Linked DNA regions of Mus musculus: region 2 is linked to region 1. A link is a loop called in an ENCODE intact Hi-C map of the cell type or tissue named here. Cell type or tissue: left cerebral cortex. All regions are shown on one strand. Each heading gives the region's core, and the rest is flanking DNA. Links, peaks and the distances in the headings are about the cores only. Region 1 overlaps Cdca2 (cell division cycle associated 2). Region 2 holds the start of Gm41188 (a long non-coding RNA gene).

The links. Peaks named below come from ENCODE experiments on the same cell type or tissue, not always from the same donor. Only the 100,000 strongest peaks of a DNase experiment are listed, where the experiment ranks them.
Region 2: a loop joins it to region 1, with 3 times the contacts of the local background. A loop is called at or near these places in 5 of 42 quality-filtered maps.

Annotation. Positions count from the first base shown.
Region 1 is chr14:67,668,369-67,683,999 of GRCm38, forward strand. Cdca2 (cell division cycle associated 2) reads right to left here. Exons shown (of 15, transcript NM_001110162.1): 14 at 11,794-11,962; 15 at 7,986-9,654. The coding sequence ends at 8,492. Among named protein-coding and RNA genes, the nearest start is that of Cdca2, 39 kb to the right of the region's middle. In left cerebral cortex, for the core only: a CTCF peak has its summit at 6,484 (motif pointing left); a DNase peak (open chromatin) is centred at 6,477.
Region 2 is chr14:67,938,598-67,954,228 of GRCm38, forward strand. Gm41188 (a long non-coding RNA gene) reads left to right here and starts at 9,563. Exons shown (of 3, transcript XR_874750.3): 1 at 9,563-9,653; 2 at 12,770-12,908. In left cerebral cortex, for the core only: a CTCF peak has its summit at 8,030 (motif pointing left); a DNase peak (open chromatin) is centred at 8,025.

The DNA of each region.
Region 1 (15,631 bases), core at 4,260-9,259:
GCTCCTTTAGTGCACACTTGGAGACCAAGTTTATATAGGAGAAGGGCATTTTAGTAGCTGCTGCAGGCTGACCTGTCCTAGGGTCTGCTGATATTCTCTGGCACCTGAGCAAGAGTAACAGCAAATACAGAAAATACTTGTATTCTATAAAAGGGGGAAAAAACAACCTTTACCCACTCAAACAAGACTCTTTACTGATGCAGGGGTAGGGATGAGGGAGCTCCCTGCACAGCGGCATGAAGGGAAAAGGTTAAATGGACTGCATAGTAATATATAAGGAGTTTCTTAGCTTCCTCGTGGGAATAGCTAACCACCTCTCAGAATGTTCCCCAAGAGGTAATCTATTATATTTTGTCCAATTTCTTCCTCCAAGAACTGAATCAATTCATGATGTAATGCCCAGGGGAGAACAATCTTTTGGAAACAGAGTATCTTTCTGGGGACAAGGTTGAAGAAAACATCTTAATATTGTTACAGCTTTTGGCCCTGGGGCCCCAGTTTGTCGCTGGTGAAAAGCAGAGTAGGAAAGGGTCAGGCAGGGGCATGTGACAGGGACACCACCCTCCTGTCCGAGTGCCCGTAGATGCCTAGGATAGTTTTTTTTTTCTTGGAGGAATAGAGGAGAACATTATCCACCAGGACACTTACCGAAGGGCCGCTGCATTGGGGCCACACGGGAGCTTGAAACGCTGAGACAGCTACTCACTCCTACTTGGCTCTAATATAAGCAGGGCTCCTTCTGGATCCTGTTGAGAGCCCACCCTCCAAAACATTCCATTAGAGTGTCAAATCATTCACCATCTAGTTAATGACAACAGATATACTTTTGGATCGTTTTTGAGACACTCAGGGCACTCAGCTGTAGCTATAGACTCAAAGGCCAATAATTAAATGTCCACAGTGTTCTAAGATCCCAACTTCCTTATGATCCTCCTACATGCTAGGTGCAGGCAGTAGCTGAAGGTAGTGAAGCCAGCCAGCTCCAATGGTTCCCAAGCTTTCTGGCCTGTTACTGCCTCAGTTGTCCCATCTCATTGTATACTTTGGGTAACACAGGACAGTTTCTTAGATGATGTCCTGTTATGTTTTAGTATAGTGTGGGCTGCAAAACAACATGAAAAGATTTTAAAGGGTTATTTATGAGGGGAAAGATGACAGTGGGATTGATTTAAATGGTTCTAATTTGACTAGAGGTCAATTGTTTTAAAATCCCCAAATAGTTTACTTAGATTAAAAAGGAACCCTACAGCTCTCAGAAGATTAAATAACAAGAGTTTGGATAAACAAACCAATTAGCCCCATGTCACTCAAGGATACTAAGAACTTTTTAAAGGGACGTTTTAAAGTTGGAATATAAATGTTTCACTCTGGGCATTTTGGGGGGTTCTTTCACCACCCTTTTGAATCTTGCAATCACATTTGTCTGAGCACAGAAAACCTAAACACCAAAGTTACAGATTTTGTCTCTCTGAAAGATACCAGTTGGGCTCCTCTGCAGGAATGCAGCTGGACTGGCAGTTCTCAGGGAGCTGCTGCTTTGCATGGAAGTGCATTGCTAGGCTGCAAGATGCAGGCAGAGACTCATCTGTAGTTAGCAGCTGATGATCAGAGGTTGCCTTCTTCCCCATTCACACAAACGTTGATAGTACTATGCAAAATACTTGGAATCCGAGTTTTCAGTTCCAAGGGAGCATCTGAAAGGTGGCTTGAAGTCCTTGCCCGACAGACTGCCTGGCATACAAATTTGTTTCCACTACGTCTTGGTTAAGACACAAACTGAGAACCTGTGGATGCTAAGTAACCATAAATCCCAAGTTATTACTGTGATTAATAATAAACGTACTTTGTCAGGGTCATGAAGCATAATGGCATATTACAAAATGAATTATCGACTATGTACAATACCTTTTCCCTGCGGAGGCAAAGGGGTACTTAATGGCAAGTGGGGGTGACTGGAGTCAGTACACAGGGCTGGAGGTTGCCTCATAAAGGAGCCATTGATGCTTCTTAGAGGGGATTCTTCGGTGGGGGGGAGGCGGGCATAGAAAGCTACGTCAAGGGACCTCTAGTGCATATTTGCTAGGTTTGATGGCCTTAGAATTCTCAGATTCTTAGTGGTCTCTAAATGTTTAAATACTTAAATTCAAGCATTTATCACTCTTTTGGGACCTCTCTGGAATTATTTACATTGGGAGTTAGTATTATCAGGCAGTTCATTCTTAAAAATATTAGCAAAAGTTGTCTAGTTAAAAGTACCACTACAAATGCAATTTTTTAAGACAAATCTCTAACATTTTAAGAAAAAAAAAAAGAGTTACCTGTAAGCTGTAAATATGTGCATTAAGTTTCCTCCATGGTATTTGCTTTGGCTGTGACCTCTCCTAATATTTAGTTGAACAAGGGCTAAAAATTGTCAAACCAAATTCTTGTCCTGGGAGCTGAACTCTGTTGCCAGTTTGAGAGAAACACTCGTCCAGGTTTAGGGAATCTGTTGTGTTTGTTTTGGCTATGACACAGGGCAGAACGGTTTCCATCCCATTCGAATGCATTCAAGAGAGTTTGAAATATTGCACAATAAAAGCCATTCATTATATCTGTCTCCTTTCCCTTCCAAAAACAAAAATGGCTGCCCAGTTCCAAATCGACACAGGGGGCAGGAAGAAGGAGGCAGAGGGTCACTGGAAACCACCCAAGACTAACACCAGGTTTTTCAGGTTTGAGTTGGGGAATATTCTTAAAATCTTCATTCTCAGTTTTTAAGTTTAAAACAAGAAAAGACAATACTGGCACGAACAACGAAAAATAGGCATGCTGTATCTGTTCAAATGTCAGGTAGAAAATCATACAACTTACCTTCTGAAAAGAAAACCACTCTCTCAGTTCCTGCTAGGAAATTTCAACTGCCTGATGTCAATTTCATACTGAAAAAATTATTTCAATACTTGAAGCAGACATTTGAAAGAACAGTTTTGTAAACACCCAAGGCGCCTTCAGTGAAGGAAATGACATTTAATTCTGTTTACCACCACACACTCAAGGTATCAGAAAACTGGAGATGCAGTGTGGTTGGAGATGATAGTGCCTCTCTCAAAGCAGAAATATCATAAAGCAGGAAAATTTAAAGGTGACTAAGGCCAAAAAAAAATGAGAAAATAACAAACAAGTCTAAGAGCTTCCTTGAGATCCCAGAGAGCAAAATCTCAGCTTTTGGAAATCAGATTTTTTCCTTTATCTAAACCTAAAATACCAGCTGCCTGTGGCTCTGCAGAGCATCCTTTCTTCACAATGCAAACAACTCACTCAATTTAAACATTCTGGACAAATGAGAAAGTAAAGAGACCTAAAAGAAGGTATTTTCAACTGGGCAGTGGGAATCTTAATGACAAAGTTCCAACCAGCCCTTATATAACACAAACTGTTTTTTCCTTAGGACTCTTATGTTCATTTTTTTCTTTTCATATATAGCATAATGCTTAAACATACCAAAACAGACACTTTCAGAAAAGACTTAAATCCCAATCCCTTACTTCTGTAATAAATTCTTAGGATGATAATCTTTAGGGTCTGACCTCAGTTGAAGACATAAGAAAAAAATGTCTATTTAGTGACAATAATTACTCATCTCCTCGCTTGAACAATTAGGTTATTGCTGAATCACTAAAAAAGAAAAGGATTAAAGAATGCCCAAAAGTGACATACTGGACATATTTGAAATTGTTAGGTCATGGCACTCTATGCTCAGTTTTATGTAAGGTCTTGCAATTTTCCAGTGAATTTAAGAGAGAATTCTGCTCTGTGTGTGTGTGTGTGTTTGTTTGAGTTTAATAACAACTTCACTTGATCTAAGACTTAAGTAGGATTTGCTGAGACCAAGATGTGACAGCAGATTTTAAAAGGTGTAAGAAGAGAAGTGTCTTTATATTTTTATTGTTTAATTCTGTACTAGTCTTCCACATTTATGCCTCACTAAGATGTACTCACTGGTTAAAACCTAACAGGGGTGGGGGGAATGCACAAGAAAAGCCTACAGGAGAAGAAATGAGAGGGTGTTTGTAAAGCATGTGCCTCTTAGGGACGGTCCCTCCGATCCTCCGAAGAAGCAGAGCAGCCTGACCTACAGAAGCTGGTCCCACCTGGAGGGCAGAAGGGAGCTGGGGAGGCCTTTATAAGCCTGCCCTACACCATTACTTTGTCTCTTGGAGAAAACAGAGCAGAGTCTTCAGAAACAATGCCCACACACAGTAGTTGCTGAATAAATGCTGGAACGCTGGAATGACTCGGTGCAGGGAAATTGGCCAGTTTAGTAAGAAACAGTTTTCAAATCTTAAGGTTACTTTTTAAGCATGGAATGACAGGTTTCATAGTAAACTAAACTCTAATACTTTATGAAAATAAATGAAACAAATTTATCTTTTGTTAAAAAAAAAGGCAAACCTATTTTTGAACTTTAATTTAAGACAATGTCTAAATAAAGCTAATTATCGTAAACGATGATCAGGGCCCTAAGGTCCTGATGCAAATGAACTCCAGTAAACTTTCACTGGGCTCAAACTTCCAGGGAAGCTGGCCTCCCACCCTTTCTCTGGATGCTTGTACTCCTGACTCATGGTCTCCAAAAGGGAGTGTACTCTGGGTATGATGAAGCACCCCCCCCCCCCAGACTGGTTAACCCTTTGCTTCAGCTAGCTTTTAGTCTATCCCCATAAGTAAACAGTGATAAAACTCACAGCCCAAGGAGAAGAGCCTTCAGGATGCTGTGACACTGGTAAACATCCTGACCAACAGAATAAGGCCCAGACACAGGAGCATGATTTCAGCAAAGGTATTGACACAATTTAATGAACAGATGAGCTTTTAAACAAATGGTGCCTGCTGATTTCCACTTAAACAAAAGGCCACTCCAGCATCTATGGCACACAGAAATGAACTCCAAGTAGATAGAAAACCGAATCAAGAAATATAACCATGAAACTTCTAGAAAAATCTTTGTGCTCTTGATCTGGGGAAATGTCTTTTTTTTATCTTTTTGTCTTTTGAGACAGACAGGAAAAGATTAGAACTCACTAAATATCCTAGGCTACCTTTGAACTCACAATAATTGCTGCCTCTCCAGTGCTGAGATTACTGACATGAAACACCATGCCTGGCTATCCTTAGGACACAAAAGACATGAATCATTAAAGAAAAGAAGAAAAGAAAAATAAATAAATTCAAACTTCAACAAAATGAAAACCTTTTCTTAAAGTGATAATACCAAGAAAACAGACAAAAAAATAAGCCATGGAATGGGGAAAATATTAGTAAGAAAAAACTTAGTAAAGGAGTTGTATGCAAAAATGCAAAAAGTATGCAACAAACTTTCAACTCAGTACTAATAACAAACATCCTGGGTAAGACACCCCAACAGACAAGGGCACAAGGACAGCAAACAGAGGGAAATGTTCGTTACCAGCCACTGAGAGACACAAATCAAGATTCTAGCTCTAAGTAAGTCTCCATGATGAACGGGAATGTGTATTTGTAAAAAGAAACATTTGAACAGTATATAACTTTATCCTTAACAAAGCCCCAAATCTTATAACCTAAATATGCAGAGTGAAGTGACATCCAGCAATAAGCAGGAACCATTTACAACATGGAACACAGATAAATCTCAAAAGCATTATGCTGTTTAAAACATAGGCACAAACGATTGACCAATCAATCAATCATCTGAGATTCCTTTTCTGTGACATTCTAAAAAAAGCAAAAAGTACAACTGAATTCAAATCATTAGCTGTAAGAGCTAGGGGTGAGGGTTGGGTTGTCAGACATGATATTACTCTGACGTCAAGGTGGTGTGTAACCATATACATTTTCCAAAGTTCAAACAGTATGTTCTTTTCAAAAGGTCAGCATTTGTAAGCTGGTTTACTTGAGATGCTAGCTCTATGTCAGAGGAACTTTCCAGAATCTACAGAAGAGAATCTAGCTATCACTTCAGCTCTGTCATCAACTCCTAGAACCAAAAAGAAGGAAACAACTCACATCCTCATTTGTCCAAAGGCAATAATTCCACATAAGGCTGAGAGACTGAGGGCAACAGGGCTGTCCTCAGTAACACTGACAGTCATGAGACTCTGTGGAGTAGAGGCTGCAAATTAACATCTATCTATCTATCTATCTATCTATCTATCTAATGTATCCATACATACGTAATACATGTGTGTGTGTGTATGCATGCATGTATAGACAACACTGGCAAACCACACTTGATGGGCACAAGATGTCTGGAAGAGGCATGACAGCTGAGTTTCTGTACACAGAAAGTTGTTTATACTTCATTTAAATTATTTGTCCTCTGATTTCCCCACACATACTCATCAATTTCTGATAAAAACTGAGGGAAAATATAAGAGAAGTTCAAGCCACAGTAGGTACAAGCAGCCCTGGCCTTCATGTTTGCCCAGGGAAGGAAAATTGCAGGAACCACACTGCCATCTTCTGGAAGAAATGAGAATATCTGCAAGGACAGAATCAAGGAAGACCAGAGACAGTCTAAGGTAAGCATCCAGGGTTAGCTACTTCTAGAAAAAAAAAGATTTAAAGCAAAGAAATAGCATTTTCGGTTTACCATTAATGAAAAGACATGAGGGAGGGGATGGATGTAGCAACTGTGATCAGACACAGAAGTTAACTTTACACTAAGCATCTGATACGGGCGAGATATGGTAGATTAGGCCCCTTAATATTCTTTAAGAAACTAAGGCAGTGGTTCTCAACCTGTGGGTCACAACCCCTTTGGGGATGAACAACCCTTTCACAGGGGTCACCTAAGACCATTGGAAAACAAAATTTATGATTCACAACAGTAGCAAAATTAGCTATGAAGTAACAAGACATTAAGAATTGTATGGTTATGGGGGCGGGTGACCACAACATGAGGAACTGTATTAAAGGGTTGCAGCACTAGGAAGGTTGAGAACCACTGGTTTAAGGGACGTCTATAAATATCAGCCAAGCCATTCATTAATAATGAAACATTTTAGAATGAACATAATTTGTCGAGTGGACTTACAGTTTTACTGTAGGTACCAAGTTGACATTAGACAAACTGAACCACAATCAGCCAGAACTTTGAGAATCGAGTTTGTAAACTGTTGCCCATCAGATGCAGCTGAGTTAACAAAGCCGTAACAGAGAAAGAGGCAAATAGCAATCAGTGAACACTAAAACTGTCCTGAGAGCCTAAGGCCTTTTACACATGCTGCTAAGTCTGGGTTTGGGACTCTCCACCCTTTTTAAAACTCACTCAACCTAAAACATTTCTAAACAAGTTAACTCGTTCTCTTTTTGGTGTGTTTAGTGGTCCTGACTTAGTGACTACACACACAGGAGAGAAAAGCACATAAATGATTTTGTAGAGATAAAAGAAAGTTTTGGACAAGTCGCCCCTGAGCAGAAGAAGTTGGGGCTCACTTTGCCTGTTAATGTAAAATACATCAGTCCTTCCCGGCAGGGGCTCCAGACCTGGCGGTGCCAAGGCGGTAACAAATAGCTCCACCTCTGAGGGGGAAATGGGCCGCCCAGCAGGAGCTTTCTTCCCTGGTGTGTTATTTATAGGGAGCTCTATTTGTTAACATGTTTCTGCTATCAGGCTGAAGGACAGCTAATGATTTAAAGGATTTCTGGGGCCATTGTTTAATGATAAGATTTGCAGATTCTAGGTCTACTGGTGGTTTAGATATTTAAATTGCTGCCACCGAGACTAGGAGGTTGTAGAAGGCTTAGCGCTGAGGGAGCAGGCAAGCAATAGACTAGATATTAGGATACAAAGTTCAAGTGCAGGGAGACGCTTAGAAGAAATCGGCAACTACACCAAGCTTCATGTGGGTAAACACATTTCCTGGAGCACTTCTAAGTTTCTACTTCTCAAATGTAAACGTAACAGGAAACAATGAATGAAACTCAGATTACCTGTGACCGATTTGAACAATCTGGAAGGATGACTGCACAGTTATGTTTAATTACATATTCATTTACAATAGTTTCTCTATAGAGTTCCAGTCAATGAATTAAAATTTCAAATACAGGGCCTCATTGTCACTTAATTAGCAAAGGAAAACTCTGATTTGAGACAGACAATGAAGTCATCAAAGCTGGTCAATTTAACCCAAAGAAAAGAATAAGTCATTCTAAAGGTCCTTTTCCAGAACAGCCAAAGCCTTTAGTGGTAAATGGTAAAAGGAATAAAACTGCAGAAACACATTGCTGGATCTAGAAAGGAATGCTTTAACAAAACAAAGGCAAAACAAAAAGACAAACAAATATATTTAGAGGGAGAAGAAAGAAATTAATGTATTTCTACTTAAAGTCATCATAACTCAAATGATTTTTATTAGAAATGTGCAATGCACTGAAGCGGCCTACAGGAAGCTGGGTCCTCTTCCCTAAGAGCCAATGCCAGGTGGGATTGTCTGTTCCTGCCTTTGTTCTCCTGGGCCCAGCCCCCTCAGGGCAGCTGAGCGCTTTCTCCCTTGAGCGAGGGTTTTCTCTTGCAGTCTGGTGGCTGGGTGGCACTGTTAGCATCTGTGAGGGTAGACCCACAAAGGCTTCTCCTCTTCCTAGGTAGCGCAGAAGAACCAACACCCTGGCTCTCACTGCCCGAGACAGCGGGCAGCGGCCCTGGGTTTTGTCCTGAGGATATGGTCTCTTCTTTGGAGGATGGACATTCAAATCCCCTGCTGTCTAAGGTGCAGATCGTCATTCTCCTTCTGGGCTTCTGCAAAGTGGAAGGACTTGGAGACAGCCACACAAGCCCTGTATTTTCCAAGTCTCTCTGGAGCCTTGTGCTGCGTCTCACCTTGGTTTTACTGCTTGTTCTCTGAAAGCTTTGCTCTATGGTGTTAGACAGCTCTTCAATCAGCTGCACGCTTTCTAAACTAATTTCCACAAAGTTTTCCCCACTGCAGGAAGACGCAGGGTTCCCATTTTGTTCCAGGTATGAACTCTGACCCCCACAACACACTGTGCGTCTTCTCCATTTCCTCTCTCTCCCACTGCCAGGGCTGCCATTCCCTGCACATTTCCTTCCCACATTCTCACTGTGGCTTGCGGGTTCTTTTATATTTTGAATGAGGACATCTTCTGAACAGTTAAGGTCTCTTTTTGAGTCAGTAGAGACAGGGCTGCCCTGCAGACTCCCCTGTGGAGCTAAGCATTCACTCTCTTTCTCACACTTTAGATTCATACTTTCTGAAACAATAAGGATCTCACAAGGATTTTCCAAATTTTGACCAGCCTTGAAAAGGTCCTGGCTCTGAGGGCTGCCCAGAGGTTTTGGATTCTTGGACACGATGTGATCTTGGGTCACAGAAGCCCGAGGCACAAGACCGCTTTCCATCTTGGTCCCGGGTTTTGGCTCCTTTGCACTTTGACACTTACTCTCCGCTCTGGTGTTCCCTTCACTGCCTGTGTCTCTGGTACTGGCATTTGGCCCTCGCTCAGAAGCAGTAGTGAGAGGCAACAGGTAGCAGCACTTGTCAGAGACCTGAGACTGATGATGAGCTGGGTCCAGCTCAGGCGAATCTGCCTTCTGTGGTAAGCGTCTCTTCCGTTGTGTGGGAATTTCAAACGAGTTCACTTCTTCCAGCTGACCACATTTGTTGAAATCATCTACGGGCATATAAGCACACTTAGAGTCAATTACAAAGGAACAGTGCAATGCCTGTCAAATGAGCAGTGTTTCATAGACATACATGCGCTCGCTATAATACGGTCGTTTTCAGCTTTCAGAACTTACACAGCCTACACTCATCACACGGTTCCTGTCCTCATCTGTCACTTTGTCCCTCTTACTGGCCCAGCCCACAGGTTAAGAAAACAAGTGTTCAACGCATGAATTAATACAGCACACAACTTCAGACTAGGAAAACGAGACTGCTGTCTTAAGCAGTTTCCTTTTCTCTAATGTACTTCCCAGAGCACGAGGTCCAATAGTGAGAGACGGTTCCTATTTACCTGAAAAAAAAAGGGATATCACAACTTTCCAATTCTTTTATGAATATCTTCTTGTAATAAGGTGATAAAAATCAGAATTCTTGAGTATTTAAAGACATAGCAGCTGAGTCGTACAGCAGTCATGTCTTCCAATAATTCCCATATAACTGTAGACAGAGCCATGGGCCACAATCTCAAAGAGCAGCCTTTGTTCCTCCTTTCTGACTAAATAAGCTTCGTTCTCTGGGTAAGAACACCACATGTAGCTTGGTGCATGTATTCATCACATGTAGCTTTGTGCATGTACTTCCTAGGTGAGAAAACCACTAGGAAGGGTTGAGATGAACAAGGAACATGTTCTACAGCAGTGGTTTTCAGCCTTCCTAACGCTACGATGCTTTAATGTAGTTCCTCATGGCTTGGTGACCACCCCCCAACCATAAAATTATTTTTGTTGCTACTTCTTAACTGAATTGTGCTACTGTTAAGAATCATAATGTAAATATCTGTGTTTTCTGATGGTCTGAAGTGGCCCCTGTGAAAGGGTCATTCGACTCCCAAGACGGCTGCAATTCACGGGTCAGCAACCATTGATCCAGAGGAACTCAGTTCTTATGACTTGAAATCAATGCTGTTAGATTCTGTCTCTATTATCTAAGATGTTATTAGCTCATCATCAAGTGAATATAAAAAGTGTTTTAAATGAAATCAAAGGTGAAAGATACATATAAAAAATAGCTAAGCCTAAAGTTTTTAAAAAAATCAGTTTCAATCTGAAAACACATTTATGATTAGAGCAGGTAAATAGTATGTAGAGTCAGATTCATACAGGTCAGGATTTACAATGAATATAGCAGCTAGGCTCTTTTATAACTTGGTACACACAAACACAGTTATATATATTCTAGCATAGTAGGAAAAAAATGGTGTTGGGGAGAGAAAGTTGTAGAAAGAGATGGAAAAAAATTGGAAATTCTTCAAACCTTCTTTTCGGGTGACAAGGTAGTTATAGATTAAAAAACAGGATAGAAGTATTTCCCTGCGATGAAGGCAGTAACATTTTAATATTTAAGTAGAATCAAGGCCAGATTAAACAGGTAGAAATAGCAGACATGCCATTCCAAGGCAACCCACATGAGGGCAGGAAGAAAGGAAAATGAGCCTGAAATGAGTTATTCTGAGTAGCTGTTAAACTCTTGCTTTGCCTCTGTGAGACTCCTGTGGAAGCCAGGTCTATAGTGACATACATACCATGCTTCTTGAAGTCTTTAAGAAAGTAGGCAAAAATCATGGGACATTAGACAAAGGTAGCTACTTAAAAATGGCTGCATACAAAAATCACCATGCTACATGGAGGTACTTTAAAAAAAAAACCAAAAAACCAGTTTGAGCAATAAAACTCAGTTCACAGCTTAGCCATCCTAGGGGCTGGGGAGGGCTCAGTGGCTCAGAGGATTTGTTCCTCCTACATGATGTGCTCCAGCCCCCACGGCAGCTTACAACTCCCTCTAACTCAGTTCTGTAACACAAGTCATCACAACAAAATGCCCGAGGAAGTAAAAAGTAGACGAACAGAAATAATCTCTCCCAAAATTACATGGAAAATTGGGGTCTGGATTCTCTGATAAAAGTGAGAATTTTGTCAGATTCTGAAAGAGTCTAAGTCCCTCCTCACAGGTTCCAGACTTCAACTTCCTTTACTGGTAACAAGTTTGGTCTTGTTTATAAGAGCGTATGGGAAAAGGGCAGAGGCAGAGAGTGCAGTGCAAACAGACAGGACGGCGAGAGAACGCGCTAGAGGCCCGAGAGCAGCACCTGAGCTCGTCCCCTGCGTGCAGTCAGCCAGAGGAGTCGCTTCAGAGACTTCAGGCAGCTCAGGAATAGGGCTCAGGAGTGGCTTCTTCGATGCAATGTCTCTTGGCCCATAAAAGCATTTTTCAACATCTTTTTTCCCCTTTTTCTTTTTTCTGTAACTTTTTAAAACCTGAAAAGATATGTATTAAGACATTATAACTTGAGAATGATGTAGCACCATGATAGATTGAGGCCCTTTTATGTCTAAGCTATCTCTATCATTTATACAATTAACTCTTTAAAGGTTTCTGAGCTTTTTTTTTTTTTTTTAAAGAAAAACTTGAAACCAGTCATTTTATTTTAAAAAAATTAAGCTCAAATGCCAGAAAGGTAATCTAGGAATCCTAACTCAATCATGTGGACTCTCTCTGGAATTTGCGAAAGTAAAATGGCAGATTAGATGTTATACAGTTGGATAGAGCTAATTAATGAAATTATTTATAACCAGGTATGATAATTCTAAGATTAATCTAGCATGTAGGGTCTGAAGAAATGGCTCAGTGGTTAAGAACCCTGGCTGTTCCTCTCAATTACCTCAGTTCAATTCCTAGCCCCCAACATAGTGGCTCACAACTGTTTGTAACCCCCAGTCCCACAGGATTCAATGGTACCAGGCACAAATAGTCATATACACAGGCAAACAATTATATGGACATAAAGAATAAAATAAAAAGATTAAACAAGTATAAATTCCCTACTGAAGTGCTATGGGAGGCTGCTTTCTGTTCATTAACCCTGTTGAAGAGACAACAGGTGCTTAGATAACACTGAAAAGTAATCATTGAAAGATGAACTTATGAAACTAACAAATGAATTAATCACGATTAAAATAACGAGATCACACAGGCTTAGGACATAGCTTAGTGGAAGAGTACTGGCCTAGCTTGAAAAAGGATCTAGGTCTGAGTTCTAGAAAAAGAGGCCAGGCCACCACAATAAGAAGACAGCTGACTTATAAAATGTGAATATCCACAAAAAATTTTTAAAGTGTTTTAATAACTTATGGAATGTAGGATTATATTTAATTCTGAATGCCCTACCAGCACTGGGAAATAGTTTTGTTTAAAAATGTTCCATATGGAAAAAAACTTTAGGGAAATTAAAACATTATACTGAAACGAAGGAAGACTTAATATCAAAAGAAATGAAAGATATTCTTAAGACTTTTGACATAAAACATGTTTTGACAATTAATATTTCCAGAAAGTGAGTCCATCTAAACCTTTAAGGAGGTAAAGCCAGTGAGAATAAAAGTAAATAGGATGTGGTATTTAAGGACTCCTGGTTTAAGAGCAGTCACCACACAGTCACAGTCTCCAGGCACACAGGCAAGAGAGCATCCTGCCAACAGGCTTTCAAGACAAAAACGCACAGAAAGCACAATGCTCCACTCTAATCCTGGGGCAAGTGCTCTGGCGGCGTGGTATTTGCAGGCACTCAGCACAGAGCATAGGTGGAAGCTGGCATATACAGCCCTGGCAAGCATGCACAAACAGCACCTAACACAGCCCTTTTATACTACAGTGAACCGAGTAGAAGCCATGTTTCCTGCACACTGAGGTAGGCAGACACACCTGTGAGCCTATCCTGCAGAAACTGCATACAAGATTTTAGGAGAAAGTAATGGTGTAAAGGAATGGAGGAGATTCAAGAACACAGAAATGGCACAGAGCTGTGTGTTCCTTGAGGTATCTATAGATAACTTATAAAAACAAAACCAAACACATCATTGCATGCCAAAATAATTCTAGAATGCTACAAGATGAATGTTGCCCTTGGCGATATGCAATAGATATTGAATGTGATTTAGAGAGAAGTTCTCAATATAAATAATCTCTATGCACATAAGGAAAGTGCTGGGTTAAATATTTTTCCATTAAATTTTCTTTTTTATGGAACATCTGTTGATATTTCATGGACTGGATGAGGAAATGCTGGCTTGGTCAGTGGATGTAGAAGCCAAGAGAAAAGAAATATTTTAAGGTGGGGTTCACAGATGTGTTGCAGAAGAGAAACATTTGGCCTCTGGGTTCAAATTTTATCATTTAACTGCCAAGTAATGTCAACTGAAGATTGTCCTCCTCTGCAGAATGGGAGTCGCAGTAGGGTACCAAAACCTGCACAAGCTCAAGTCAGCAAAAATCCCAGCACGAAGGAGGGGAAGTGGGCAAGACCCACCCCTAGCCAGAAAGGTATTGGAAATGATGGTGGGAGAGGAGTAATCCCTTTTCTTCAAGCGACAGTGGGTACATAAACCACATGGCAGGAAGTGGATGGACAACAAAAATCAGACTCTATGTTTTCTAGTGGGTTTTTGCTTTTCTTACCTTCTTGTTTTTTGTTTTTGTGGTTTTTTTTGAGAGAGAGAAAAAAAATCTCAAAGGAGCTCAAATGTGAATTGGTTAGCACAGGGCTTGACTCTACCCAAGCTAGGCTATTCTAAATCTTCCAAATTCCTCCCTGTTACTTTGGGAGGAAAAATACCTTTTTGATAACGTATATTCTATGCAATGGTTCCATCAAGCTAATTAGCACATCCATGACCTCACATATTGTAAAAACACTAGTGTAAAAGAAAATGAACTGTGTTGAGTTTACCTAAAATCTGCTAACATGTGAATATGCTGGCTGGTTTTATGCCAACTTGACACAAGCTAAAGTCATCTGAGAAGAGGGAGCGTCAGTGAAGAAAATGCCTCTCTAAGAGGGCAAGCCTATAGAGCATTCTTACTGATTGATGGGGGCGGGCCAAACCCACTGTGCAAGATGCCATTCTTGGGCTGGTGGTCCTGGGTTCTCTAAGAAGGCTGGCTGAGTAAGCCCCATGGAGCATGGCAGTAAGCAGTACTCACTCTCCATGGCCTCTGCATCAGCTCCTACAGCCAGCTTCGAAATGAATTCCTGTCTTGACCTCTTTTGATGAACAGTGATATGGAAGGGTAAGCCAAATTAACCCTTTCCTTCCCAACTTGCCTTTAGGTCATGGTGTTTAATCACAACAATAGAAACCCTAACTAAGACATGTGAATAAGGACTAAAATTCTGTTTAAAGTCATGAGCTAATATACCAGCAAAATAAAACAAGGTCCATGAGATCTGATCAGCTGTGTAAAAACTGGCCCCAAACTGGAATTTACTTAGTATCAAAACAAAACACAAAACCACCTTCCCTCTAGCACAGTAACTAAAGACATACGGAACCCTGGGAGAAGCCACGTGATCTGAAATCCTGGAGTAGATGGAAGACAATGGAAGAAACTTGCCCCTACTTCTTTTTTCCTTCCTTCCAAATCAGGTATTGTTCCCACAGGGCAGAAGGGAGAAGTAAATGCTTTTCATTGTTTCCAGTCACATCATTTATTAAAAAAAAAAAAAGGTTTAAAGTTATCAAAAAATAGTCAGGGGAGGTGGCTGGAGAGATGGCTCAGTGATTAATGAGCACGGGTTATTCTTACAGAAGACCCTGATGTCATTCCCAGCATTCACATGGCAGTTCACACCCTACTGTAACTCCAGATCCATGTACCTCTGCTGGTCTGAGGGCACCAGGCCCATGGGTGGTACACATCCTCAGATGGATGAACCCATACACATTTGGAGGGAAAAAAAAAAGGTTAGATGTGCTATCATGTGCTTGTAGACCCACCACAAAAAAGGCTGAGGCAGGAGGACCACTGCAGCCCAGGAGTCCAATGCTGGCCTAGGCAACACGCTGAAATGTTATTTCAAAAGGAAACTGAAGATTCAACGCAATCCTGGCACATGTACAGCCGACAAAACTGTACATTAAAGAAAAGAC
Region 2 (15,631 bases), core at 5,784-10,783, 270 kb after region 1:
ATATTGTCTCCATGACTGTCACATTCAGCAGTTCTTCCTATCTGGCATGAAAACAAAATCTTAATCTAGAAATTTCATTTAGTATGAGAACAGTTTTGAAGACACTCGCCATTATAGAGTAAGGAACATGTGTGGCCACTTATACCTGGTTTCTTTACTACCCATGCATTCCTTCAAGACAGATGAGGTAGAATTGTTACCGACACAATAAATGCAGTAACTCAATGGATCCCAACCTTCATAATGTGACCCTTTAATATAGTTCCTGATGTTGTGGTGGCCTCCAACCATAAAATTTTGTTGCTACTTCATAACTGTAATTTTGCTACTGTTATGAATTGTAATGTAGATATCTGATATGTGACCCCTGTGGGAGTCATGATTCACAGGTCGAGAACCCCGGATGTAACGCTTATTCTCTTCACCTAACAAATGTGGAAATGGTGGTTTAGAAGATGCACAAAATTGCCTGCACAGTCAATTAGTGTCAGACAGAAGTAAATACAAGCCCAGAGCCCTGCTGGAAACTGAAGATCACTGGCCTTTTTTCTGGAAAGGTGTGTGTGTGTGTGTGTGTGTGTGTGTGTGTGTGTGTGTGTGTATGTGTGTGTGTGTGTGTGTGTGTGTGTGTGTGTGTGTGTATGTGTGTGTATGTGTGTGTGTGTGTGTATGTGTGTGTGTGTGTGTGTGTGTGTGTGTGTGTGTGTGTGTGTGTGTATACACCTTTGTTGACCAAAATAAAGACTTAGTTGCAATTATTTGACTCTGCGCTGAGACAGGAAAGCCGCCACAGTCAGTGTGTAAATGAATGACTACGATTCTGTTCAATAAAACCTTATTTGTATCCGAATCTCACATAATCTTCATAGGCATGAAATAGCCTTCTTTGGATTTTATTTACCAGTAATTTAGGAAAGTGAAAAACAGTTATAACTCCTGGCTATATAAAAGCAACAGATAAGCTGACTTGGCCCTTGGGCCCTTAAAAAACAAAAATAAAAAAAACAGGATCCCCACCACCCTTAGGTAGGTGGGATGGCTGGGGCACATCTAGGAGTAGGGTAACAAAGGAAAAACTTTCTCACTGGAAGTATATGCATGAGGGTCTGGGAGAAAAGTCACTGGGAGAAAAGAGCCCTAAGTAGTAAAGGTTGACTTAGAAATCACAAGGCTCTGGAGAGGGTTATGAATACGTAATCCCAGAGCTCTGGAGGTGGAGGTAGGAGAATGGTACATTCCAGGGTAGGCTGACCTCTGTAATAAAACCTTTTCTCAATGAGAGAGACGGAGAAGGTGTGGTGGTGGGGTTGAGAAGCCAGAGACTGTGGGGTGTCTAAGAGCAGTGAGAATCCAGGTTCTTTGTTTTTATTAACTTCTGACCTAGCCTCTTTGAAGTCTATTCTGAATGAAGGCAAAAGACTTGACTGTGATGGTTTGAATATGCTCAGCCCAGGGAGTGTGGCACTATTAGCAAGTGAGGCCCTGTTGGAGTAGGTGTGTCACTGTGGGCATGGACTTAAGACTCTCCTCCTAGCTGCCTAGAAGTCAGTATTCTCCTAGCAGCCTCCAGATGAAGATGTAGAACTCTCAGCTCCTCCTGCCTCCTGCCTGCCTGGATGCTGCCATGTTCCCACCTTGATGACAATGGACTGAACCTCTGAACCTGAAAGCCAGCCCTAATTAAATGTTGTCCTTATAAGAGTTGCCTTGGTCATGGTGTCTGTTCACAGCAGTAAAACCCTAACTAAGACAATGGTGACGATGATGACAACCAAAAACCAACTCTCTATGAGACAGTGGAACACACAAGAGTGCTTTAGTAGCCATAGCAGACTCCTCCAGAGGGAACAGGGGCATCTCAGTGGATGACTCCACCACTACCACCACCATGAGAGACAGGAACTAGAAGGAAATGTTACAATACCCATGACTAGACTAGAAGGACCAGATGGGTGTGGAGATTTCACCTGGTGAAGGCTAGGCAGAAGATTGAATAGCCAGGTTGCTTTGTCAGTCCTTAGAGGAATAGCTTAGGGTCTTCCAGAAATATCCGAAGGGGCTTAGAAGGCAGAACAGGCAAGTTCATGGTCAACTAGCCTGCAACAGCTACTTGTTACCCCTACCTGCTCTTTATCCCTAAGATTCATGGTTTTGAATGCTAGTGTGTGTGTGTGGTGTATGTGGGGTGTGTGTGTGTGTGTGTGTGTGTGTGTGTGTGTGTGTGTATGTGGTGTGTGTGTGTACGTGTATGTGTGTGATGTGTATGTGTGTGGTATATGTGGTGTGTGTGTGTGTGTGTGTGTGTGTGTGTGTGTGTGTGTGTGTATGTGTGGTGTGTGTGTGTGTATGTGTGTGTTGTGTGTGTGTGTGTGTGTGTGTGTGTGTGTACCCTTTGGGGAGAAAGGGCAGACAGGGTAGAATTGTTACAGACACAATAAAAGTGACTCAGAGCCTTAGGAGCTGTTAATTTCCATGGCAAGAGTTTCAATTCCTGTATCTTGGAAGGTGCTCTTTGAAACCATGTGCTTGCAAAACCCTTGAATAGTGTAAACTAGATCTAGGGTAGGATGCTGGCAGTGCTAGGAACTGTCCTCCGCCTAGTCCAGTCTCAAGACGTAGCTTCAGCCAAGTGCCTTGTTCATATTTGGGCAAGGCTCCTGGACTCCGGAACCCTTTCCTTTCAAGATAACCAACTGTCTTTAAGTGCTTTGCAACAGTTGCCTTACTCAGCAGGGCAGTTCTGGCAGGCGGATTCCTGGAGTTCATTACTTATGTGGTTTCTTAGTCATCTTATTGTGGCATGGTGTTCTTATTTAAACAGGCCCCTCCCTCCCATAATACTACACCTCAGGGTTTGTTCCCTTAAACAGTGCATGCCACATTTGCAGAGAGCCCCTGAGGAGGAAAATTAGCCCACCTCAGTTCTTCCTGGATGCCAACCCGACTTAGAAGTGGTCTATTTGTTATAGTGTCCCTTTGTTAAAATGGTCTTGGCACACTCAAGTGCCAGGCAAACCCTGGGAGGTGGTTTTTATTTTTCCTGTGATTTGCCAAAAAGTCCTCCCAGAATCTCAGTCTGTGTGTTTGCAAATTGCTCTTGTAATTCTTTGCCTTGGTGCAAAGGCTAGAAGTCTTCAAGATGGCATACAAATTCAAATGGAAGGAACTCTGTACCCAGATGAGAACAGCAGGAGAATTCAAAGAGCCAAGTAGTTAACTCAATCTTCTATAAACTGTTTTAAGTAGAAGTGTACTATCAGGAAGAACGGCTTAGGGAATTTACTCAAGAATGAAAAGGAAAAGGCTGGGCGTGGTGCCCACACACCTTTAATCCTGACAATTGGGAGAAAGAGGCAGAAGGATCTCTGTGAGTTCCAGGACTGTTAGGGCTACATGGAGATGTTCCCTCGGAAGGAGGAGGAGGAGGAGGAGAGAAAAATAAAGAATAAAAGGAAAATATAGAACCACAGTTGTAGAGAAACCATAGTATATAAGACTGAGTATAGTCATGTACAAGTCTTATAAAATAAATTGTGAAGAATCATAATGTAAAACATTTCCCTGGGAAATGTAAATTAAAAAAAATGAGAAAAGGAAAGAAAGAAAAGAAAAGAAAACCCAAGCTCGAGTTAACTAAACAGCAAAGAAGTAACAGGAGTAAAAATATTACTTGTAAAAAATATGACTAATTGGAACAGCAAATACCTTTGACTACTTGATAAATAAGTCAGTTAAATACAACATTTACTCTCTGTATCATTTATTTTTCTGTTGAATAATAAAAACAACATGACTAAAAGCAACTTAAGGAAGGAAGGGTTTAATTTAGTTTGGAGTTCCCAAAGGATAAGAGTACATCATGGTGGTGTGCATGGCGGGAGGCATGGCAGGAGGCATGGGGCAGGCATGATGGCAGGAGGAGGAAGTTGAGAAATCACATCTGAAGCAAAAGCTTGAAGCAGAGATAGGGGAGGGAAGAATAGAGGGTGGAAGGGAGGGAAGGAGGGAGAGAGAGGGAGAGATGAGGCGGGAGGGAGAGAGAGAAGTGTAGGAGGATAGTAAGGTGAGGCTAAATAACCTACCCCTGACCCCAGTGATGCACTTTCTCCTCCAAGGCCCCACAACCTAAATCTTTACCACCAACTCAGAAGCAAGTATTCAAGTACCCTAGCCTATGGGGGCCACTTCTCATTCAAAGCATCACACTGTCCATAGAAAAAGGTGGAAAATCTAATTTATCCTTTGAAACTACCTTAACCCTATTTGAGGTCCAGGAAAGGAGGGTCACAGAAGGCTGGAAGGCTGAGAATCAGAGGAACTGTACAATGATAGGACATACTTTATTCACTCTGGGTGAAAGCCACTAATTCAGACAGTCACTGCAGGTATCAGGCGAACACGGGTATATATCCATACAGAAAAGAGGCTAGGCACACAGGCCTATAGACACACAGACAGACAGGCAGACAGGCAGACAGGCAGACAGGCAGACAGGCAGACAGACACAGGCTGTTGAACGCAAAGTTTCAAGTCTTAGCGTTGGACCTCAAGGCTGTATTTATACAGTAAACACACACACACACCACAAACACACACACACACACACACACACACAAAGTGACATTCTGCCAGAAATGGCTATATAAGGGATTACATCACTGTTTACATCTGGGGTTCCCCAGACATCCAGTGTTGACTCACAGCCCCCCTGCCCTATGTCCAGTGTCAGCCATATTTTAACTAACTCATACAAGAGATGTATCTCAGCCCCATGTTGTCTAATCATAACCAGCCCTTCACAACCTTCTGTTCCCAACAGCCTAGCAGTAAAACTTGTTAAAGCACATGGCGTAAAACCAGAAATGTATATCTCTATATGTATACAGATCAGAAATACCACTCTAGCCAAGATCCAGAATAAAATACTAATGAATTCCACCAGGCAGTGTGTAGAAGAAGCAGTAGTGAATGAATTATTGAATTTGATTCTAATAGAATGGCAAGAAATCTGTCAACAGAATATCTTATCAGAAGGTCAATAGAGACAAGGCCAAGGATCAGCTAAGAGATGGGTAAAAGCCATTTACAAGGCCCAGGGGCTAAGGGCTTAGTCCTCAGCTCAGTGCTGTTGGGAGGTGTTGGTACCTTTAAGATGGAGGACAAGCCAGTAGGGGGCTGGGATGGCAAGGGGCTGGGGGTCCTGCTTTTTAAAAGGATTGTGGGAAACTGGTTTCTTCTCTCTTCTTCCTGTGACGTCTTTTTAACCTCACAGGACCAGTCACTTCATAGATTCACACTCTCACGGTGACAACAGTAAATATAGGGGCGGGGGCTGCTTGAAGGAAGAAGGTGACCACTGGCATTCTTGACAAAGGCCTGTTGCCCCCTGCCCTGTATCTGTCTGTCTCTATTTACTCTCAGCCACGAGTGAGCTTGTTTGTTCTATACCATAATAATCTGCCACCCCACAGGCTAGGAGCAAAGGATCCAGCTGGACGGGGAACTGTGAACTAGAATACATCTTTCCTCCCTTGAAATGATTTCTTTCAGGCACACTGTCATTGTGACCAAAACAAACAAACAAACAAACAAACAAACAACAAAATGGCTATCATGGCCACGTATTAATAATCGATGACAGTACATATCTGTAATTCCAGTAACTGGGATATTGAGGCAGGAGGATCATAAGTTTGAAATCAGCTATGGTTACATTAGAAAAGCATTAAAAGATCCTTAGGTAGAGCCAGGTGAGGGGTGGTACACACTTTTAATATCAGGACTGGGGAGGCAAAGACAGGATACTCTCTGAGTTCAGACCAGCCTGGTCTAAGGTGTGGGTAGCCGGAGCTACCCAGAGAAAACCTATCTTGGACAACTAACGAAAAAAGTTAATTAAATAAATTTTAAAGCTGGGCAGTGGTGGCGCATGCCTTTAATCCTAGCACTTGGTGGGCAGAGGCAGGTGAATTTCTGAGTTCGAGGCCAGCCTTGTCTACAGAGTGAGTTCCATGTCAGCCAGGGCTATACAGGGAAACCCTGTCTCAAAAAACCAAAAAAATTTTTAAAAGATCCTTGGGTATACGGTAAATTTGAGGCCAGGCTATATCTAAGAGACCCTGTCTCAGTCACCTCCCAAATAAAAGCTGAGAGAGAAAGGGATTGGGGTAAGGGGACCCCCTGAAGCTAGAGCAGCTTCCAAGAAGCTATATCTAATGAAAAGGCAGAGACAGGAATTGCATGAATGAGGCTAGCGCAGGTTGCCCTTACTTGCTGATGACAGACGTGACCGAGTCAACATTTTTGAAGGAAGCAAAACCACATGAAAGTCATGGCTTGGCAGTCCCTTCCAAATGCAAGTGAAAATTTAATGGCCATGGTTACAGCATTGAGGTGGTCAGCTCACGGAAGCTCTGCATTTAAGACTGCTTCAATATTATTGGATGTTCAAATATGTTCACTTTCTTGAAATGATAAGAGTTTAACTCTCTTTGGGTCTTTGCTGGATTTCTTCCCTTCGCCTCACGACATGCCATGGCTTTCCTTGCCAGGGACTGACCTTGTACACTTGGACTTCTTGACAGAGCCATGAACAATAAGCTTCTTTTCCTTATAAAATACTAAGTCTGTAGTAATTTGTTCCATGAGCAAAACCAGACAAAAACATTTGAACACACTCCCTCCCATGGGTACCAACAAGCATGCATGCACATACACAGATACACACACAGATACACACACACACACACACAGATACACACACACACACACACACACACACACACACACACACACACACACACACAGAGGTGTGCATGCTCACGCACCAGCCCCTTCATAAAATCTACTACTACGTTGAAATGCATGATCTTTCAATTTCTGCAAATTCGGTTCCTCTTCCCCCAAAATGTTCACAAACAAGTGCTGAGAGAATCTGACGGCCAAAGGCTATTACTCGATTTGTTCCAGAAGAGTCTAAACAGACGGAGCCAGAGGGCTGTCTTTTGCTTGTCAATGGGGACTTCCCTGAGAGGAAGGAGCCTTGCAGTAATGTGAGGTGACATTTTGAACTCTTCCAGTAAAGTGGATGCCATGACTGCCATCTAAAGCATTTACAGGGCCTCAGCCTTCAGCCTTCACCTCCCCACGCAGAGTGAGCTGACAGCCCTGCCCCCCCCCCCCCCCCCCCGCAGAGGTGCTATTGTGATCTCTGTCGGCATTGTCTTTTTGGTACAAACCACAGAAGTCTCTTCACAAGTGAGGCCATAGTAGTTGCACAATAAATTTTGCAGAGTTTTCCTAGCATTGACTCTCAGTGAGCATCTGATGAGTGGGTGCTCAGCCCCAGAGTAAGAGGGACCTTCATTGTCAGAGGTCACCTGTAGCTTCCACGGCAGGGTGGAGAAGGGGCCGTCGCTAGTTGCAGAGGCAAGAGCATAGGAAATGAAACACAGGACGATACTTGTGAAAGCATGAAAAAAAATCTAACTTGAAAATATATACCATCATTGCTAAATGACCCAGGAACCTGTCCATCAAGCAACAGGAGGGTGATCTCACTCAGCATTATGAGCTTTCTACTAAACATATGTCCTGTAGTATCCAAGAAGGACATGGCATGACCTATCTAAGGGTTACAGAAGACCACAGATGTGGAATATGCTTGTCTCCCTGGCACAGAGTAGAAAAAGACCATCAAATTTAAGGATCATGTTACAGGAAGAGGGCCAAGCTTCAAAACAGATCTGTAAATTTCAGGAAATCAGTCCATAGCAATTTGTGCCCGTGGTTTTTGAATACCAATAATTCACTATATATTACTGAAAATAGCTTGTGGAATTATGAAGGATTAGTGTACTGTGTTATGGAGGAATGGCAAAAATGAGCAGATCAAGGAGGCAATGTTGCTATTCTTGGAAAAGAAATGTTATTTGGAGGAGTCATTATTTAAAAAAAAAGGGGGGGGGGCAAGCGCAATGTAGACTAGATAGATATGGTGCTAGTGCCACCTGCTGTTGGAATTATGAATCGCAGTTATCCAACAGCGGATCTAATCTGTTGCAGTGAATGTAGAAGGGTTGTTGGGAAGGGAGTGGGTAAATGGACTCAGATAGGGAGGCTGTGTGGATCAGATCTTCCCTGTCATCCTCTTTATGACCAGGGAGAACAAGAAGGGCTTATTGGACCTGCCTTCGTGTACAGGGTTTTCTATCAAACTTGTGTTAGTGACAGAACGCAGATGCCAACAGCTCCTAGTACTATGTTCTAAGGCAACAGTTCTCAACACTCCGAATGCAACTCTTTAATACAGTTGTCATATTGTGGCGACCCACAACCATAAGATTATTTTCATTGCTACTTCATAACTGTAACTTTGCTACTGCTATAAATCATCATATAAATATTTTTGGAGCTGGGCAGTGGTGGCACATGCCTTTAATCCCAGCACTTGGGAGGCAGAGGCAGGCAGATTTCTGAGTTTGAGCCAGCCTAGTCTACAGAGTGAGCGCCAGGACAGCCAGAGCTATACAGAGAAACCCTGTCTCGAAAAGTCAAAATAAATAAGTAAATAAATAAAAAATATTAAATAAATAAAAATAAAAAATAAAGAAAGCAAAAAAAATTTTTTTTTATTTTGGAGTTAGAGGTTTGCTAAGGGGTCACCAACCACAGGTTGAGAACCACTGCTCTGAGGAAACCCAAGGTGTATTGCTAAATATAATGCTATTTCCTGTCAAGCTTTGAAAAACAAAACAAAACCGAGGGCATGAAGCAGCTGAGAAATTAAAGAAATGGTGGGAATGACAGAGAGAACAAACTGGAAAGATCATCAGGGCAGCAGATCCGAACAGCCAGGGGCAGTAAGGTCTGGGAAGTGCAGCCAGAAGCCAGTTACTGCAGCCTCGGGATATCTGCTGAGCCGTCCAGGCAGCTGGTCACCTGGAGGAGTCCAGGCAATTAGAGGCAAGGGGTCAGGGCTCCAGGACAGTATGTGCTGGTCTCAGAAAAATCTCTGAGAGCAAACAAGTCAAAACCAGAAATGACTCCGATCTACCCTGTATTTTTGGTACAAAAAGATGCTGCCTGTGGCAGGCCATTCTGGGCAATCTTCAGTCCCTCTGTCCCTCTTCCTCTCACTCCATGTGACCTTGGAAGCAAGGTGATTTAACCCTTTTGTGAACAGTTGACACACTTAGCTGCTGAGTTCCATTTTTTTTTTTTTTTTTTTTTTTTTTTTTTTTTTTTTGAGACAGGGTTTCTCTGTGTAGCCCTGGCTGTCCTGGAACTTACTCTGTAGACCAGGCTGGCCTCAAACTCAGAAATCCTCCTGTCTCTGCCTCCCAAGTGCTGGGATTAAAGGCGTGTGCCATCACTGACTGGCTGGAGTTCCATTTTTTGTAAGCAAGTTGAAATGAGACAGAAGGCCCACCTACCCGGGGACAGGAAGCTCTCAGTGGCACCAGAACCATGCACGTGGCTTAACAAAACGTTCTTGAGACCCATCAATGTTTTACCATGAGATGATATGTTTTTTCCTTATTACATTTGCAGAATATGCCCCTGGACAGGAAGACCATATTCTGTGTGTCTACTCATCTGTTGACGGACATTTGAGTTGCTCCCTCTCCTCTGCTGCGGTGAATAATACAGAGGTTAGCACTAGTGTGTAGTTTTTTCCTTAATTGATTAAAAAAGAAACACACACACACACACACACACCGCTTTATTACGTGACTTGCTTGGTGGGGGCGGGGGCATGCATACCCCTGTGCCAGCACGGGAGGTCAGAGACAGCTTGCTGGAGTCTGTTCTCTCCTCCACACTGGCTCTGAGGATGGAACTCAGGCTTTGGTAACAAGCACGTTTACCTACTGAGCCATCTCAGCCACTCTGATTACTGCCTTTTTTTTCCCCAAAATGTCCACACCCCTTTAAATCCTTACCTTTTATTAGTTCTTTTAGAACGTCTCGTAATGTGTTTATATTCACACACACACACACACACACACACCATCTACCATCTTTTATTTTGTGTCCTCTTTTTTTTTCCCCCTTCCCCACCCATCAATCCGGTTTGCCCTGCACATATATTCCTGGATGTGTGCCTTCCATTAGAGTTTGATCAACCCAATTAGGGTATATGCTTCAAGAAAACTGACTCTCCATTTCCGGCAGCTACTGACTGCCAGCGTCTTCTCTTCTAGGGGTTGTGCATACCTCACTTCTCCATGATGGGATTTAGTCTGCTTGAGCTTGCATGAAGTTTGTGTATACTGTCCAGGTCATGTGTTCAGAGGTGCAGCTCCCCTGCCAGGTTTATTCCAGTTCTGCCTAAAAACCAAAACTGGGGCTGGGAAGATGGCTCAGTGGTTAAAGTGAGACGACCCAAGTTCAGGTCTCTAGAAGGCACCTGAAAGCTGACCACGGTAGCATGCACCTGTAACTCCAGCGCCAGGACAGTTGGTGAGCCCCCAATTCCCACACTTATAACCCTAGCGCCCCTGACAGTTGCCATGTCTGTCTGTGCTCTCTACACTTTTCCTCTGTGGAAGCATTTCTGTGTACCTAGTTTTTGGTCAGAGGTATTGTTAACTTGATATTGTTAAGAACCAATTTTCTGTAACTACCACAAAACTGTGTGCGCGTTGTCTACAGCAACAGTTCTCAACCTTCCTAACTCTGAGACACTTCCTTCATCCGTGGTGACCCCTTTCCTAGTTAGGAGTTTATTTCTGTGAAGAGATACCATGACCATGGCAACTCTTACAAAGGGAAACATTTAACTGGGGCTGGCTTACAGTGTCAGAGGCTTAGTCCATTGTCATCATGGCAGGAAGCATGGCAACGGGCAGGCAGACATGGTGCTGGAGTTGCTAAGTACAACTTGATCTGAAGGCAGCCAGGAAGAGACTCTACCTGGTATTGGGCAGAGTCTGAGCATTGGAGCCTTCAAAGGCTCAACTCCACCAATAAAGCCACTCCTCCTAATAATGCCACTCCCTATGGCCAAGGAGTCACACACATGAATCTATGGGGACCAAACCTATTCAAACCACCATAACCCCTAACCATAAAATTACGTTCGTTGCTACTTCATAACTGCAATTGTGCTATTGTTATGAATCACAATGTAAATATCTGTGTTCTCCTATGGTCTTAGATGATGTCTGTAAAAAGGTTGTTCAACAGACAAGGGGTCCCACAGGTTGAGAACCCAGATCTGTAGATTGATTCTGAGATAAGTGGAAGTTTCAGTATGATGGTTAGAATGGAATCACTATTAGGCCTCGAAGATGCAGTCTTATTTTTCATTCAAAACATAACTTGAATGAAGTCCGATTTTTTTTCTTTTTCTCTTAAATTTAGTTTTATGTATATGAGTGCTCTATCTGCCTGTATACCTGAATTCCAGAAGAGGGCATCAGATCCCATTACAGATGGCCTGTGAGTCACCATGTGGTTGCTGGGAATTGAACTCAGGACTTCTGAGCCATCCCTTCAAGCCCCACCCCACCCCCCTTTCTTGTTGTTTTGAAGACTTTTAAAGTCTTCATGTTATGGGTATGTTTTTCCTAGAGTCCTTTTCTATTATTCTAGAATAACGCCATAAGTAATTTTTTTCAGCAGTTAAGTAATGAAGAATGCATTTCTGGCCCTTCACTTACTTTAAAGTCAGTGGAGAGTTTGGCTAAATATAGAATACTCGGTGCAAAATTGAATCTCTCAAAAATAAAATAAAAAAATGTTCAGGGCTATTTTTCCTGTCTCGTTGTCTGCAGCTTTTTATGTGCCCACGACTGACTTTGAGAATAGAAAGTGTAAGCCTGAAGCTATGTCCTCAGCCAAAACCAGGCATACAGTTAGTACAACCACAGCTAACTAGTGACTAGTGTCTGGAGTGCCCTGGTATGCAATGTTTCCCATAGCACACTGGCCAGAGCATGAAGGTGCCGGTCTGATGGAGAGATGCTCTTCGTGGACTTATGGAACAGGCCCTTCACTGCCTGCTGATAGGCTTTGTGGAAGTGATCGGGCCCTGAGGACTTTGACTTAATCGATGCATTAAGCCACTGATACCTTTATATTCAGATGGCATTGCTAGGATGTGGTGAAAACTAGGAGATGGGACCCAAGATATAGAAAGTCAGAAATCAGGGGCACTAGCTCCCATCCTTTCCCCGCCTCCATTCCCTAGCAACCATCAGTCCCCTCTCTTTTATAAGGTTGATAGTTTTATTTATTTATTTATTTTATGTAGATGAGTACACTGTAGCTGTACAGATGGTTGTGAGGCATCATGTGGTTGTTGGAAATTGATTTTTTGTTTTTGTTTTTGTTTTTAGGACCTCTGTTCTCTCTGGTCAACCTCACTTGCTCCGGCCCAAAGATTTATTTATTATTATACATAAATACACTGTAGCTGTCTTCTGACGCACCAGAAGAGGGCATCAGATCTCATTACGGGTGTTTGTGAGCCACTGTGTGGTTGCTAGGATTTGAACTCAGGACCTCTGGAAGAGCAGTCAGTGCTCTTATCCGCTGAGTCATCTCACCAGCCCTGATTGACAGTTTTAGTTACTTTCTAAAAATGAAAGAAAAAAAAGCTTGAAAATGTTTGTCCTCCAGTGGTTGACTGATTTTAGTCAACAAAGTGTCTTCTAGGTCTGTTACACTGTTACAAATGACAAAATTTCCTTCATGATACTCTATTGCATATGCCCACCATGTGTTTGTTTTTTTAGTTTTGTTTTAATGCGTTCATCTACAGGAGGTCATGGCGGCTGTGCCCACATCCTGGCTGCTGTGAATAACGCTGCCACTGACAGGAACTTGAGAGCGCAGGCACTTCACTGAGGGTCTGGTTGCCAGTTTGAGTAAGCCCAGAAGTGGGGCTGCTGGATTCCCAGGTAAGAACATTAGGTTGCTCTGCCTGCTTGCTTCAGGGTCACTGTCCTGTTGCTCCCATTAACTGTGCAAGCTGTATTATTTAGGACGTTTGCTAGAAGGAACATTGTGATTCGGATAGAAAGTCTTTCCCCGGAGTGTTCCAATGCAGAAGGTGTGGCCTTCAGAGCTAGACAGGTGACTGTGTTGCGAGACTGCTAACGTCAATGGAGGAACATTCCTTAAGTTAATTCATACTGAGTGGGCTGTTATGGGGTAGGGCCAGGATGGAGGAAATAGGCCACTGTGGGTGTGACTTTACTGGGTGTATCTTGTTACCTGCCCCCTTCTGACTGTCTGCTTAGCTGCCACTAGGAGAGCCTCCTTTGTCACACCCTCTTGCTGCCATCATGGTCCACCTCTTCACAGCCCAACGCAGTGGAACCAGCTGACCGTGGCGGGTAGCTCTAAGACAGAGAGCCAAAATAAACCTGTATTTCCTTTAAATTGTTTGCGCAGATGTGTTGTCCTAGCAACAGGAGAGTGACTGACAGAGGAATCTACTCTCCCTCTAAAATGAGGTCAGGGTCAGACATTCAGCATTTTGTTCTACCCTGTTCTGAGTTTGTATATGGTATAAAAATAATTTTTAAGGGATACTATGAAAATTATTTTCTTATACACATTTATTATTATGTAGATGTGTTTCTGTTCTAATTTGAAAAATACAACATGATTTAAAGACCAGTGCTTCCCCCCCCCTAAAAATTGGGGACATTGTGTAAGTGAAGTCAAGCTGAGATTCCCACCCTCCCATAATTGCTGGCACACTAAGTGCTTACTGTGTGCAGCACAGTTCACTGGGTATTAGACACAAGCATTCAGTACAGCTGTAGGCACTGCCTTCTTACCTCTGGCTTACAGACAGTGAAAGACAGAGAAGTTATGTTACTTGCACAAGCTCACAAAGCCAGAGATGGTAATCAGAACAGAGCATTAGAGGGGTTACCGAAACTTTCTTCATCTCCATTCCTTTTCATCCAAGACGTTTATGTTACCCAGTGGTTAAATTTGAGTATGAAGAAGTTAGTTTCATCATGACATTGTTATACGTACATACTTTGTTCTTATTGCTGCCCCTTCCCACTGTCCTCTCCTGTCTCCCTGCTCCCTCTTACTGACCCCTCCTTTCCTCAGGGACATATCTTCTGCTGTCATGTCACATGGATTGTGTCATCCTATTACCTTCTTTTCTCTCTCCCTCTACCTTAAGATCTCTTTTTCGCCTCTCATGGTCCCCTTTCTAGTTTTATGACTTACACACACACACACACACACAAACACACACACATATGCACACAGTCACACATTCACACACACACATGCACACACATGCATGCATGTACGTTCACAGGCACACACATGCATTTTTCTCTGTCTTCCTCTTGCTCATTGACTCTTGTTTTCGCTCTCTCTTCCCCAGCCCCCTCAGAGTATGCATATGAAGGAAAATTCATGGTGTTTATCTTTCTGAGCCTGGCTTATTTTGCTTAACATAATAATTCCCAGTTCCATCTATTTTCTGCAAATGTCAGCATTGCACTTTTCTCTGTGGCTGAATAAAATACCATTGAGCATACATTTGCTTTATCCATTCATCTGTCGATGGACATCTAGGCTGATGTATTAGTTACTTTTTCATTGCAGTGATAAAACACATAACAAAAAGCAATTTATGAAGCCAACGATTGGTGGCAGATGCCTTTAACTCCAGCAGTTGGAAGGTAGAGGCAGGTAGCTCTCTGTGAGCTTCAGGCTAGTCTGGCCTACACAGTGAGACCCTGTTTCAAAACAAAAGAAAAAAAATGGTGGAAATGTGTATCATAAATACACAGTACAAAATGGCAGATGTAACTCAGTAAGCAACAGCACTATAAAGCGGTTCTTGTTTTTGTTACTTCTGTTGATGGAAAGAGAAGCTAATTGGATGTTTACATGCTGAAGAATGATAGTAGGAAAGTTCTTCACTTTCTAAAAGGATCCGTTATGTCTCCCTAAGAGTGGAGAACTCCGTGTGTGCAGTACCACACTGCAGTCTGTAACACAGTGCCGAGGCTATGCTGAGATGTTGCAAGCAGTGTTTATTGGAGGCCGGGTGCAGGAAGGATGCAGAAAGCAAAGCAGATCAAAGCATCAGTGACATTTCAAGATGCGATACAGACAGATGGCCCCGTAAACACCCCAGATTCATTACATATAGATTCCAAATTAATTTTTTGCCATGGCGCATTCAGAACTTTTGCTGTTGTCATTTTTTCATGACCTCTCATGGTCATGTACAGTGCCTCATGTAGGGCTGTGAACCTCAGTTTGAGAAGCTGTGGTTTAGAATACTTACGTCGTGTTTTTTGCCTTTTTTGTTTTTGTTTTTGTTTTTCCTCTACTGTGTGTGTGTGTAAGTTAGTCCATGGCCCCAGCCCATGGGATGATTCCAGCCACATGCAAGGTAGATGCTCCCTTCTCTGTAAACCTCTCTGGAAATTCTGTCAAAGATGTACCATGAAGTGTGTCTCCTATGTGATTACAAGTCCAGTGAAGTTGAGAGTGACTTGGGCTACTTCCTGTGCAAAGTGCTTTCTTTTTTCTTTTTTTTTCAAGACAGGATTTCTCTGTGTAGCCCTGGCTGTCCTGGAACTCACTCTGTAGACCAGGCTGGCCTTGAACTCAGAAATCCACCTGCCTCTGC